Linked DNA regions of Homo sapiens: region 1 is linked to region 2. The links are chromatin contacts, found by Hi-C or POLR2A ChIA-PET in ENCODE. All regions are on one chromosome and are shown on one strand. The core of a region is the stretch at or near the end of the contact, and the rest is flanking DNA. Distances in the headings are between cores, read along the strand shown. Region 1 holds the start of LRCH3 (leucine rich repeats and calponin homology domain containing 3). Region 2 overlaps RUBCN (rubicon autophagy regulator).

What was found. A loop is a pair of places that touch in the nucleus more often than their neighbours do. ChIA-PET counts read pairs that join two places held with the same protein, here RNA polymerase II (POLR2A). Pooled maps may share reads with other maps.
Region 1: a loop to region 2 is called in a map of natural killer cell, with 13 times the contacts of the local background. The contact joins the promoter of LRCH3 here to the enhancer-like site in region 2. A Hi-C loop is called at or near these places in 16 of 168 maps with a recorded cell type or tissue (B cell, CD4-positive, alpha-beta T cell, CD4-positive, alpha-beta memory T cell and 11 more), 34 of 37 single-sample maps with no recorded cell type and 31 of 50 pooled maps. POLR2A ChIA-PET finds 5 or more read pairs at or near these places in 20 of 52 experiments (CD4-positive, alpha-beta T cell, CD4-positive, alpha-beta memory T cell, CD8-positive, alpha-beta T cell and 15 more).

What each region holds. Positions count from the first base shown.
Region 1 is chr3:197,789,535-197,795,641 of GRCh38, reverse strand. It overlaps LRCH3 (leucine rich repeats and calponin homology domain containing 3), which reads right to left and starts at 4,388. Exons shown (of 21, transcript NM_001365715.1): 1 at 4,102-4,388. The coding sequence starts at 4,363. RefSeq lists enhancers at 1,481-1,560, 4,201-4,400, 4,014-4,728 and a silencer at 3,891-4,160.
Region 2 is chr3:197,709,542-197,715,761 of GRCh38, reverse strand. The region is part of intron 2 of RUBCN (rubicon autophagy regulator); the gene reads left to right. Among named protein-coding and RNA genes, the nearest start is that of RUBCN, 24 kb to the left of the region's middle. RefSeq lists enhancers at 3,052-3,421, 3,130-3,424, 3,145-3,765. Within about 2 kb of position 3,306, at least 39 of the 41 ENCODE cell types and tissues checked have a DNase peak (open chromatin) inside an H3K27ac peak, as active enhancers do; they include B cell, CD4-positive, alpha-beta T cell, CD8-positive, alpha-beta T cell and 8 more, where a contact is called at or near this core.

The DNA.
Region 1 (6,107 bases), core at 3,139-5,638, 79 kb before region 2:
CTCACATAATTTGAAAGTACAGAGATAGCACTGACTTTAGGCATGGCGGCTGACCCAAAGGTACAAACACTGCCATCAGAACTTCCATCTTTTGGCTCTGCTTCCCACTTATTGGTAACTTCCAGGCTAACATCCTATTGTCTCAGCAACCCCAGGGCTCAAAGCATGCCTCTTTCTCAATAGTTCAACAAAAAATTCAGTTACTCATGTGTGCTGATTGCAAAATGGGCCCACCTCTGAACAATCACTATGGCCAGAGCAATGGACTATATACTGACTGACCATTAGCTAGGCCTGAGTCACTGGCATACCCTATGCCAGGGTGGGGTTCATATAACTGAGAGGGGTGGTTCCCTAGGAAAATTGGAGTACTATTACCAGAAGGGACTGAATAATGGACTGGCAAAATTAACTGATGTCCCTTATACTCTTAACATTTTTTGCGTGCTGTCCACCACTGCCTAAAATAGCTTTCCTTCTTGTTTCTGCTTGCCCAAATCCAAGTTATATCCTTTCTGCTTCAAGAAGTCTTCTGTGATGTCTTCTAAGACTTTCCTTGTCCACTGGATCAAGTCACCCATTCCCAAATAAATATTCCCCTTTTCCAAAAGATTAATATTTTTTTTTCTTTTTTTTTTAAGACAGCACTTACTCTGTCACCCAGGCTGGAGTGCAGTGGCACAATCTCAGCTCACTGCAACCTCCGCCTCCTGGGTTCAAGCGAGTCTCGTGCCTCACCCTCTCAAGTAGTTGGGATTACAGGCACCCGCCATTACACCTGGCTAATTTTTGTATTTTTAGTTGAGACCGGGTTTCACCATGTTAGCCAAGCTGGTCTGGAACTTCCGATCTCAGGTGATCTGCCCGCCCTGGCCTCCCAAAGTGCTGGGATTATAGGCGAGAGCCACCAGGCCCAGCCAGATTAACCTTTCAAAATAAACAGCACAGAAAGTCCCAAGAAAACGTTCCCAATAAGTTCAAAATCATGTCTAATTATAAATATGGGCAATATATGCTGTTCCCTAGGATACGAATTTGAAGGACAACAGCTCTACCATGTACATGCTACACATTATGAAAAAACAGTATGCAAGGCAACTTTTATATATTAGCATTCAACTAATTTTACTTGGCTTTAAATTTTCTATAAGGTCTAAGCATACCTAATAACTACCATAAGTTGGTTCCAAATTAATCAAAGTACCTGCCATAAAAACAGACTATGGCTTTTGGAGTCACCTCAAACTAGACTAAACTCCTGGCTAATACCGTCTCCTCTGTCCTTTAGCCACAGATCTTTGAGCAAATTAGTGAACATCTCTAAATGCTGGTTTCCACCATCTGTAAAAACAGGAACAGCAACACCTATTTCTATATGAAGAGGTTGCATGGTACAGTGGAAAGAACAGAGTTAGATGAACCTGGGCCAAAATCCTACCACTGATACTACATAGTGGTGATAGCTATAACCTGGGCCAAAATCCTACCAGTGATACTATATAGTGGTGATAGCTATAACCTGGGCCAAAATCCTACCAGTGATACTATATAGTGGTGATAGCCATATGACTTTCTCTAGGTGATCCCTCACATGTAAAGTGGGGATAGTATTTAATCCACAAATTATTGTGTGCATTTAACAAGGCAGTATATTTCAAAATATCTAACACGGTGAATTACAAATAGTGAACACTCAATAAATGATGTCATTGGCATTAAATTATCTGTTTAAAACAGAGACTGGGTAACGAGCAAGGTCTGCCAAAGATTTTTTTTTATATTTCATAAGTGATATTACTACATGTTAGAAATGAATCTAGTCTAATAGCTTATAAAATACCTTGTAATCTTTTTATTTTCTTTTTACACGTTTTGACCAGATGAAAAATCAACCAACAAAAAATGTGGTTTCTATACAAAACTATTAAAGTGTAGGCAACACCATACTTAAAAACTCAGAGCACAGTAAGGAAAAACCTCTTTGGTATTACTTATTATTCTTCATAAATGCACTTGGATTTTCTTAGTCAATAAAATATTTAAGGACTCAACACGGTGCTCCTAGACCTACTGAAAAGCAGGTGAGAAAATGAGCTAGACAGACTCCTGTAATCAACTTGTTCTTTAGCTTCAGGCTTGATGTAGTAACAATGAAATGACTCACACCAATATGAAATCACTATACCATATAGCCATCTCCTAAACAGAAGCAGGAAATCTGAGGTGTGAATGATAATTTTACATGCCGTCTACCAGAACACACACAAAAGGAAAGTGGCTGCTCATATTTACCTTAGCAAGAAACTTTAAATCACTAAAAAATATTCAGTTCAACTGTTTCCAAAAAGAGATTAAATAAGCAGGCATTTAATTTCTTCTATTTTAAACTACAGCAAAAGTTTCTTTGGAAAGAATCGCTTCTTTAGTTTAACAGTTCTGTTTATTTTTCCAAAATGAGTGAATCATATGTAATACTTATAAATTTTTAATGACTGCAAAGCATAGAAAATGTGCTCAATCTAAGATTTTAAAATAAAATAAGACACCAAGTACTGCCAGCCGCAGTGGCTCACGCCTGTAATCTCAACCTTTTGTAAGGCCGAGGTCGGCGGATAGCTTGAGCCCAGGAGTTGGAGACCAGCCTGGGCAACATAGCAAAACCCCGTCTCTACAAAAAAATACAAAATATTGGCCGGACGCGGTGGCTCACGCCTGTAATCCCAGCACTTTGGGAGGCCGAGGCGGGCGAATCACCTGAGGTCAGGAGTTCGAGACCTGCCTGGCCAACATGGTGAAATCCCGTCTCTAATAAAAATCCAAAAATTAGCCGGGTGTGGTGGCGGGCGCCTGTAGTCCCAGCTACTCGGGAGGCTGAGGTGGGAGGATCACCTGAGCCTGGGAGGCAGAGGTTGCAATGAGCAGAGATTGTGTCATTCCACTCCAGCCTGGGAGACAAGAGCGAGATACCGTCTCGAAAAAATATATATATATTTTATATATAATATTTATATGTATATTATATATATATGTATATTTTATATATATATATATATATATATATATAAAATTAGCTGGGCGTGGTGGCGGCTGCCTGTAGTCCCAGCTACTCAGGAGGCTGAGGTGGGAGGATCACCTGAGCCCGGGAGGTCGAGGCTGCAGTGAGCAGTGATGACGGCACTGCAAACATGATGATGAACAACTCGGGCACCAGACACTGTTCGCCACAACTAAGAAAGCCAAATAATACCTACTTTCTTATTCTCTTTCCTGTGTTCGAAAACATACATAACACGAAGTAATGCTTTAAAAAGGAATAGCAAGTACAAATATGTTAGACTATCTTTTCTAAGTAGTTTGCTTCAACTTTTTTTTGGAGGACATGAGGAGTGGAAGAGGAAACTAATGGGAGTCGGAAAGTGGGCTCTAGTTATTTTTACAAGCGTATTTATTTTGTAAGTCAACTAGATGGAGGCGAAGAAAGACGTTCCAGCGTTCGGGTTCACTTCACACACACCCCAGCACTTCTTTGGGGTTCACTTTAAACACACACACACCCCAACACTTCTCTCGGGTTCACTTTAAACACACACACACCCCAACACTTCTTTCGGGTCCACTTTAAACACACGCTCCCCAACACTTCTTTCGAAAAAACTCCAGGGCTGAGACCGACCCTTCCTGACAATGCAGCTCGTCCAGACACCCCTGCTACTCTGATCTGTGAAGAGCTCGCGCTAACGTTCCCGTCTTAGCAGGTCCATTCGGCACCCCAAATCCGAAAGGGCCTGCAGAAACCGGGGCGGGGCAAGGGTCTACCTCCGCCGTGGCAGAAACTGATTTTCCTCAGAAAGCCTAAAAAATCATCCATCAATCACTCCGGCCCCCTTCCCCGAGAGATGCCGCCGCCCGCCGCCTCTCCCCAGGCTCTGGGTCTGGCGCAGGCCCGGAGGGCTGGCGCCGTCGGCTTCTCCCCGTTACCCGGGTCCGGACCCGGCGCCTACGGGACGAGCTGCTGTAACTCCCCCGCATCCGCCTCCCCCGGCCGGGGCGGCTCCCGGCGCCGGGTCTCCGACGGGCAGAGACGCCCCCCGCCCCGCTCACCCGCCCGGGTGGTGTCCGTCAGGTCGTGGTTGGCCGCTCCCCGGGGAAACTCCCTCAGTTTCCGGCCGCTCAGGCTCAGCACCCCAGTGACCGCCGCCTCCTCCAGGGCTCGATCGAGAGAGCGGCTCCACGAGCCCGGGCCAAAACCAGGGCCTGCCCCGGAGCTTGGGCCGCAGTGAACACCAGGGAGGTTACCTCCCGACGCTACCGTGCCAGAGTACTCGGCAGCCGCTGCCACAGCGACCAAGCCCGCGGCCGCCATTTCCCAGCCGACAACACTCGGGCCCGCCAGCTCAGCGCATGCGCGGCCGGACCGCTGGGTGGGCGGAGAAAGGGGCTCACGGACCGACCCCGGACGGTTCCCGTGATGGGCAGCACCGTGGTGCCCCCCGGCGCAGCCAGGCGCTTGCCCCCGCCCACATGATGCGCTTTTCAAGGGAAGTTAAAACGGACCTCACAAATCCAGAGCAGCCCCCTACTCTAACCTCCCAGGGGCATTTCTAAAATGCCTCTACAAAAACATCTTTCAGGCAACGCTCCGCATCAAAACTTCTCCGCCTTGCTCCCTCAGTAGTGGAGGAGTCGACTAAGCATTAAATTAAGAATTTTTTTTTTTTGAGACAGAGTCTCGCTCTGTCGCCCAGGCTGGAGTGCAGTGGCGCGATCTCGGCTCACTGCAACCTCTGCTTCCTGGGTTCAAGCTATTCTCCTGCCTCAGGCTCCCGAGTAGCTGGGACTACAGGCACGCACCACCACACCCGGTTAATTTTTGTATTTTTAGTAGAGACGGGGTTTCACCATGTTGGCCAGGATGGTCTCGATCTCCTGACCTCAAGTGATCCGCCCGCCTCTGCCTCCCAAAGTGCTGGGATTACAGGCGTGACCTACCGCGCCCGGCAAGGAATCTTTCTTAACACTGCTGCTGCAGAAACTTGGATGGTGAGAGGAGCGGACCCTCTGAGATACGACCTAAACCGTTTCCCAACTTCATTGTATTACCAGATGATCTAAATCAAGGTTTGGTGGACTTACTATGGTTGCTGGAGAGAAAACAAACAAACAAACGTGCTAATTGGGCTCAAAATTCTCATTAAAAACGTATTATTTTATATCATCCATCCCTTTTATAAAATAGCTTTTCTTAATGAAAATACAACAAATATCTTCAATAGTACTTGTACTTTTGGCAAGATTTTATTGTTGGATAAAGCAAGATTATAGTAGTATTAAAATCTAAAATGTTGGTCTGGAACCAAAATTGAGGAACAGAAAATGATCTCACTGTAATCTAAATGTGGGAATTAAAGGTAGAACCGAAGAGATGCTCTAAATTGAAACCACTCAAGAAATGAAAGAGTGGAAAATACTTCATTTAAAACCAATTAGACCTCACTTATATTGCAGCCAGTCTCTAGCATATTCTTCAGTCTGTTTTACTGAAGAAGCCATTTCTGCTATATGATGTAAATTTTACCAACAATTAATCAACTAGTTTTACTATGGGAAATAGAAGAGGCTGTCAGGTACAATCCTTTCCTAGAGGATCACAATCTAATTATGGAACCCAGACAGGCCCACAAAAAAGGGCTAAGAGTGATGGGGCTTACTTATGAGTCCAGAGAAAAGAAAGCTATATCATGGATAAATTCGGTTTTGAATTAAACCTGAAGGATTATAAAGTAGGACAAACTGGAAGGTGAGACTAGAAGATGGATCAGCATGAACACATCCAGATACGACTTAAAGTGGTAACATGTGGAGGATACGAAGGCCACAGATCAGAAAGTTCGTGTCAGAGAGCAAAAGAAAAATAAGGATGGAGAGATCCTCTCATTCAAGCCCCAACTCTTCAATGACACCTCAATTGGCATGAATTGCTAAATGCTAGAAGGTATAAAAATGTTTAATCCCAGTGCCAAAGTTGATTAGTAACAGCTGCCCAGAGAGCTGTTCTATAAACTCTCAATACATTCTAGTTACTTCAGCAACAAGTTCCATGATACATA
Region 2 (6,220 bases), core at 2,057-4,556:
TCATGTTAGCTACGACACGAGTAGTTAATAGGTACTGTGGCTCAGGGTAGAGCCAGACTGCCTGGATTCAGTTTTCAGCTCCTTCATGTGTTAGCTGTGTAACCTTGGGCAAAATACTTAACCTCTTTGTGCCTTAGTTTCCTCACCAGTGAAATGAGGTAGCATCTGTCTACCTCTAGGGTTGGTGTGGTATGTAAAGCATTAAGAGAATAGGAAGAGCTCTCCTAGTATGTGCTATGATGAGGAGGAAGAGGAGGAGGACACAATGACTCATTAAATTTTCCTCCTAGCATCCTAGGACAATCCGAGAACTATTTATAAAATATTGTCATATTTAGAATACCCTTTGAGTTTTACTTTATAGATACCTTGTTGACGCTTATGAATGGTAGTTTGATTGTAGCTTAAATTTTTAAAATATAAACTTTATTAATGTTGAGTTTCTTTTTCTTTTTCTTTTTTTTTTTTTTTCAAGATAGAGTTTCGCTCTTGTTGCCCAGGCTGTGTTGCAGTGGCACGATCTCGGCTCACCACAGCCTCTGCCTCCCGGGTTCAAGCGATTCTCCTGCCTCAGCCTCCCGAGTAGCTGGGATTACAGTCATGCACCACCACGCCCAGCCAGTTTTGTGTTTTTAGTAGAGATAGGGTTTCTCCATGTTGGTCAGGCTGGTCTCGAACTCCTGACCTCAGATGATCCGCCTGCCTCGACCTCCCAAAGTGCTGGGATGACAGGCGTGAGCCACTGCGCCTAGCCGAGTTTCTTTTTCTTTATATCCTCAAAAACTCTATAATCAGCTTTGAGTTTTGAAATGAGTAGAATCCAATAATTCTTAAAGGTTTCTGCTTTCTCTTTGGCAGTTACTCCATTTGCAGTGTTTTAAATACATTTTGGTTCTGGATAAAGTTGTCAAGTGAGTCACTGGGGTTTAGTATCCTCCTATTTAAAAAAAAAATCAGACCTCACAAATACAGGCATAATTGTGTGTTCTCGCTCATGTCATCCCCTGTCAGGGCCTCGTATAACTACCTGGAACTCTAAGCTCATCTTGCTTTTTTATCAGAATTTATTCTCAGCCAGTAATCACATTGGAAAAGAGCTAATCAACTAATTGGTATTAAAGTGTGTATACTTGGCTGCGCGTGGTGGTTCATGCCTATAATTCTAGCACTTCGGGAAGTTGAGGCAGGAAGATCACTAGAAATTTGAGGCCAGGAATACAAGACCAGCCTGGGCAACACAGCAAGATCCCTATCTCTGTAAAAAATTTAAAAACTTAGCCAGCCATGGTGGTGCATGCCTGTAGACTCAGCTACTCCGGAGGCTGAGCTGGGAAGATTGCTTAAGCCTGGGAGGTTGAGGCTCCAGTGAGCTATGATTGTGCCACTGCAGCCTAGAGGGAGACCCTGTCTCAACAAAAAAAGCAAACCCAAAACAGCAAAAAGCACCATCCTAGGACTGAGGAGGCAACATTGTATCATAGACTGACAAAAGTCTTTGGAGTCAGTTAGAACCTAGATCAGAATCTAGACTCATTGCTCACATCCATGGGAAATAAAGTGACGTAGCAGTTAAAATTACGGACTTTTGAATCAGACTGCTCACATTTTAATCTCAGCTTCACCATTAACTGAGTGGTGCTGGGCAAATTATATAACTCTTTTGTCTTTGTATTCTCTTTTTTTTTTGATACAGAGTCTCGCTCTGTCGCCCAGGCTGGAGTGCAGTGGCGTGATCTCAGCTCACTGCAAGCTCTGCCTCCCGGGTTTACGCCATTCTCCTGCCTCAGCCTCCCGAGTAGCTGGGACTACAGCGCCCGCCACCACGCCCGGCTAATTTTTTTTTGTATTTTTAGTAGAGACAGGGTTTCACCGTGTTAGCCAGGATGGTCTTGAACTCCTGAGCTCATGATTCGCCCACCTCAGCCTCCCAAAGTGCTGGGATTACAGGCATGAGCCACCGTGCCTGGCCTGGAATTTTTTTTAATGCAGTTCTGCCGTATGCCCTTCTCTCTTCTTACTCTGTGTATTTTCCTGAAGCAGTTTCATCTGCTCACATTGCACGATCACTCACCCATTGATGACCCCCACCTCAGGGTTCAGCAGGTTCACCTCTCTGCTGAACTCTAAATCCAGAAGATTAGCTGTCTCCTGTACCTTACTGTCTGGCTGTCTTTCAGGCCCGAGCACAACATTACCAAAACTAAACTTATGTTCTCTCATGAGATTGCCCTTCTTCCTATTTGTGGCATTGACCTGCTCAGTCTCCCAAGTCAGAAACTTGGGAATCCTGCCAGTGTGTTTTACAGAAACTCAGTGCAAGTTTCCCAGGCTGCTGACCAAAATAGCTACCAGATGAGTGGCACTGCCACTCAATGGGTCAGGTACTTGTGTCCTAATAGCAAATGGGTTCTTCTCTTGGCCCTGTTACTAATATTAAACTGTCATCTAGAGTAATCACTTAACCATATTACAAGACAGTTTCACTATCTGTGCCTGAAAGAGAAATGGAAGTCAAATCAATGAGAATCTCAAATGAAAGCTGCTTGATAAATGCAAAACACTATTCACATATCTTGTTATAGTTATTAAGAGTGATAATATCTGGCTAGGCACAGTGGCTCATGCCTGTAATCCCAGCGCTTTGGGAGACTGAGGCGGGCAGATCACCTGAGGTCAGAAGTTTACGACCAGCCTGACCAACATGGTGAAACCCCATCTCTACTGAAAATACAAAATTAGCCGGGCGTGGTGGTGCATGCCTGTAATCCCAGCTACTCGGGAGGCTGAGGCAGGAGAATCGCTTGAACCTGGGAGGTGGAGGTTGCAGTGAGCTGAGATTGCACCATTGCACTCCAGCCTGGGTGACAAGAGCGAAACTCCATCTCAGAAAAAAAAAAAAAGTGATAATATCTGTGAAAGTATCTGGTCATCAGAATGAAAAATATCAAAGCATATGATCATCTGCAAAATAGCAGTAGTATTTTTAATTTTTTTATTTGTTTTTATTTTATCTTTTCTCTCTCCTTTTTTACATGCCTCCTATCCTGAGAACCCCAGTAGTGTTAGTAATCAGAAGCAGAGCTAATCAGGCAGATTTGTCATATGGACACACACACATTTAGCAACTGCAGGCTCTAGTGGGAAGAATCAAAAGATCCGTGCCGGTTTCCTTGCTGCTCTGTTCTGCCTGGTAAAGATCTGAGAATTAAAGTCTGCGTCAAGAACTTGTTTTTCGCTTTCATTTCCTCCCTCTGAAAGATGAGGGCTTTCAAAGGTTTCAGGCTGCTGCGTCATCACCGAGCTATTCTGGGTGTTGTGCCCTCGTCAGGAGGAGGGGCTGATACAGTGATTCATGCTGCTCATGTCCCCTCTGGGCTCTCAGGAGGATGCGTTATGGAATGTGAATTGTATTTTTAAAAATTCACTCAGGGCCTTAGGAAAGCTGTAACATCATGATCGTATTCTTAGAGGGATCTCATTTTTCTTGACAGCTGCATCTGGGCTACCTTTTTAGTCCTTCCAGAAGGCAAGGCATATTTGATAGCCTCTTTTCTGTTGCTTAGAAATGTGGAGACATTTAGCCCCTGAGATTGCTCAGCTGAATAGGAGAAGTGAAAGGATTCCTCCTTTTGCCACAATCAAGAAGAAACTAGTTCTTGGCAGCATAGATGGTCCAATTAAAAAAAAATCAATAATGAAAAAAAGACCTCTGTGGTTTTTTTCTGAATATGTAATGTAGGTAATATATTTTCTTTGTTGAAAATTCAGAAAATACCTAAAAGACTTTAGAAGAAAGTAAATATCACCCATAATCCCAACACCAAGCGATAGTCACCACTCTAACATTGAGGTATATTTTCTGCTTTTTTCTATGTATTTATGTGTTTTAAAAAAAACATTAAGGTTGTACTATATATATCACTCTATAACTTGAAAAATATTTAATTTTTGAACACTGTATTTTACGTAGCTAGATAATCAAAAAAGTATAAAACTATACAGTGAAAAGTCTTGCTCCCTTCTGATCACATAAAAAACTACCATTTACTAGTTTCCTTACAGAGAATTTTTTTTTTTAATTAAAAATTTTTTTTAAAGACAGGGTCTCACTATGTTGCCCAGGCTGGTCTCAAGCTCCTGGCCTCAGGCAGCCTCCCAGCTTGGCTCCCAAGGTGCTGGGATTACAGGCATGAGCCACCATGCCCAGCCCTTCCAGAGAATTTTTATGCTTATAAAAGCAATTACCAATGATTTTCTTTGCTATACCTGCAAGTTTTTAAATATAAATAATAGCATACTGTAGTAACTATTCTGTATCTTGCCTTTTTCACTTAATATGTTTTGTAATTCATCCGAAATCATTACATAGAGAGCTTCTTCATTCTTTCTTACAGCTGTCATTTTATAATATTCCATTGTACGTATGTACCATCACTTATTTAGCCAGTCCCCTGGTGAATGGATATTTAGATTGTTTCCAATCATTTGCTATTAGTAACAGTGCTTGTGTATAAATAATTTTGCCCTTTACCGTAGGATAAATTCCTAGAATTCTTAAAGGGCATGTGCATTTGATATTTTGATAGCTATTGCTAAATTACTCTCCAGGAAGTTATGTATATAAATATCCTCACCAGAGGCCAGGCGTGGTGGCTCACGCCTGTAATCCCAGTACTTTGGGAGGCCAAGGCAGGTGGATCACGAGGTCAGGAGTTTGAGACCAGCCTGGCCAATATGGTGAAACCCTGTCTCTACTAACAATACAAAAATTAGCTGGGCTTAGTGGCATGTGCCTGTAGTCCCAGCTGCTTGGGAGGCTGAGGCAGGAGAATCACTTGAACCCAGGAGGCAGGAGGCAGAGTTTGCAGTGAGCCAAGATCACACAACTGCATTCCAGCCTGGGCGACAGAGCAAGACTCCATCTCAAAAAAAAAAAAGTAAAAGATTACACTTCTCTTAGCATGAAAAGATATTATAAGTGTCATTGAATTTTTTTCCCTGTGAACTTTTTCCTATTTTATTCCTATTTTCAGTAGATTTAGTCTTTTCCTACTGATTTATAGATATTCTTTATTTATTGAGGAAATTAGTCCTTTGTAATGGGAGTTGCAAATATTTTTTCCTAGTTTGTCTGTTGACATTTCTTTCTTTTTTTTTTTTTTTGAGATGGAGTTTCACTCGTTACCCAGGCTGGAGTGCAATGGCACAATCCCAGCTCACCGCAGCCTCTGACTCTGGGGTTCAAGCGATTCTCCTGCCTCAGCCTCCCAAATAGCTGGGATTACAGGCATGTGCCACCATGCCCAGCTAATTTTGTATTTTTAGTAGAGATGGGGTTTCACCATGTTGGTCAGGCTGGTCTTGAACTCCTGACCTCAGGTGATCCACCCGCCTCAGCCTCCCAAAGTGCTGGGATTATAGGCATGAGCCACCGCGCCCGGCCGTCTTTTGACATTTCTTATGGTGGCTTTTACTGTGCCAAAATATCTGACTTTTAGTAAGTCAAATTAATCAGTTCTTTTATGACTTCTCTTAGGGCTTTGTGTGGTGCTTAGAAAGGGCTTTTCTACTGTGTGATTTTTTTTTTTTTTTGAGACAGAGTCTCACTCTGTTGCCCAGGCTGGAGTGCAGTGGCACGATCTCAGCTCACTGCAACCTCCGCCTCCTGGGTTCAAGCAATTCTCCCGTCTCAGCTTCTCGAGGAGCTGGGATTACAGGTGCATGCCACCACGCCTGGCTAATTTTTGTATTTTTAGTAGAGACAGGGTTTCACATATTGGCCAGGCTGGCCTCGAACTCCTGACTTCAAGTGATCCGCCTGCCTCTGCCTCCCAAAATGCTGGGATTAAACGGGTGTGCGCCACCACACCCAGCCTACTCTGCAGTTATTAAGAGTGTTTTCCCATGGTTTTGTCTATTACTTTTATGGCTTAGTTTTTTACATTCAAATTGTTCCATCTGTAATTTATTTGGAATGTATTTAATTTCCTATGCATTTGTATCAACTTCTCAATTTCTATTCTGGTGTGTTGTTCTCTGTTTATTTGCCATCACCACTCAGTTTTAATATAGTAGCTTTTCAGGCCGGGCGCGGTGGCTCACCCCTGTAATCCCAGCACTTTGGGAGGCCGAGGCAGGCGGATCACCTGAGGTGGGGAGTTTGAGACCAGCCTGACCAACATGGAGAAACCCCGTCTCTACTAAAAATACAAAACTAGCC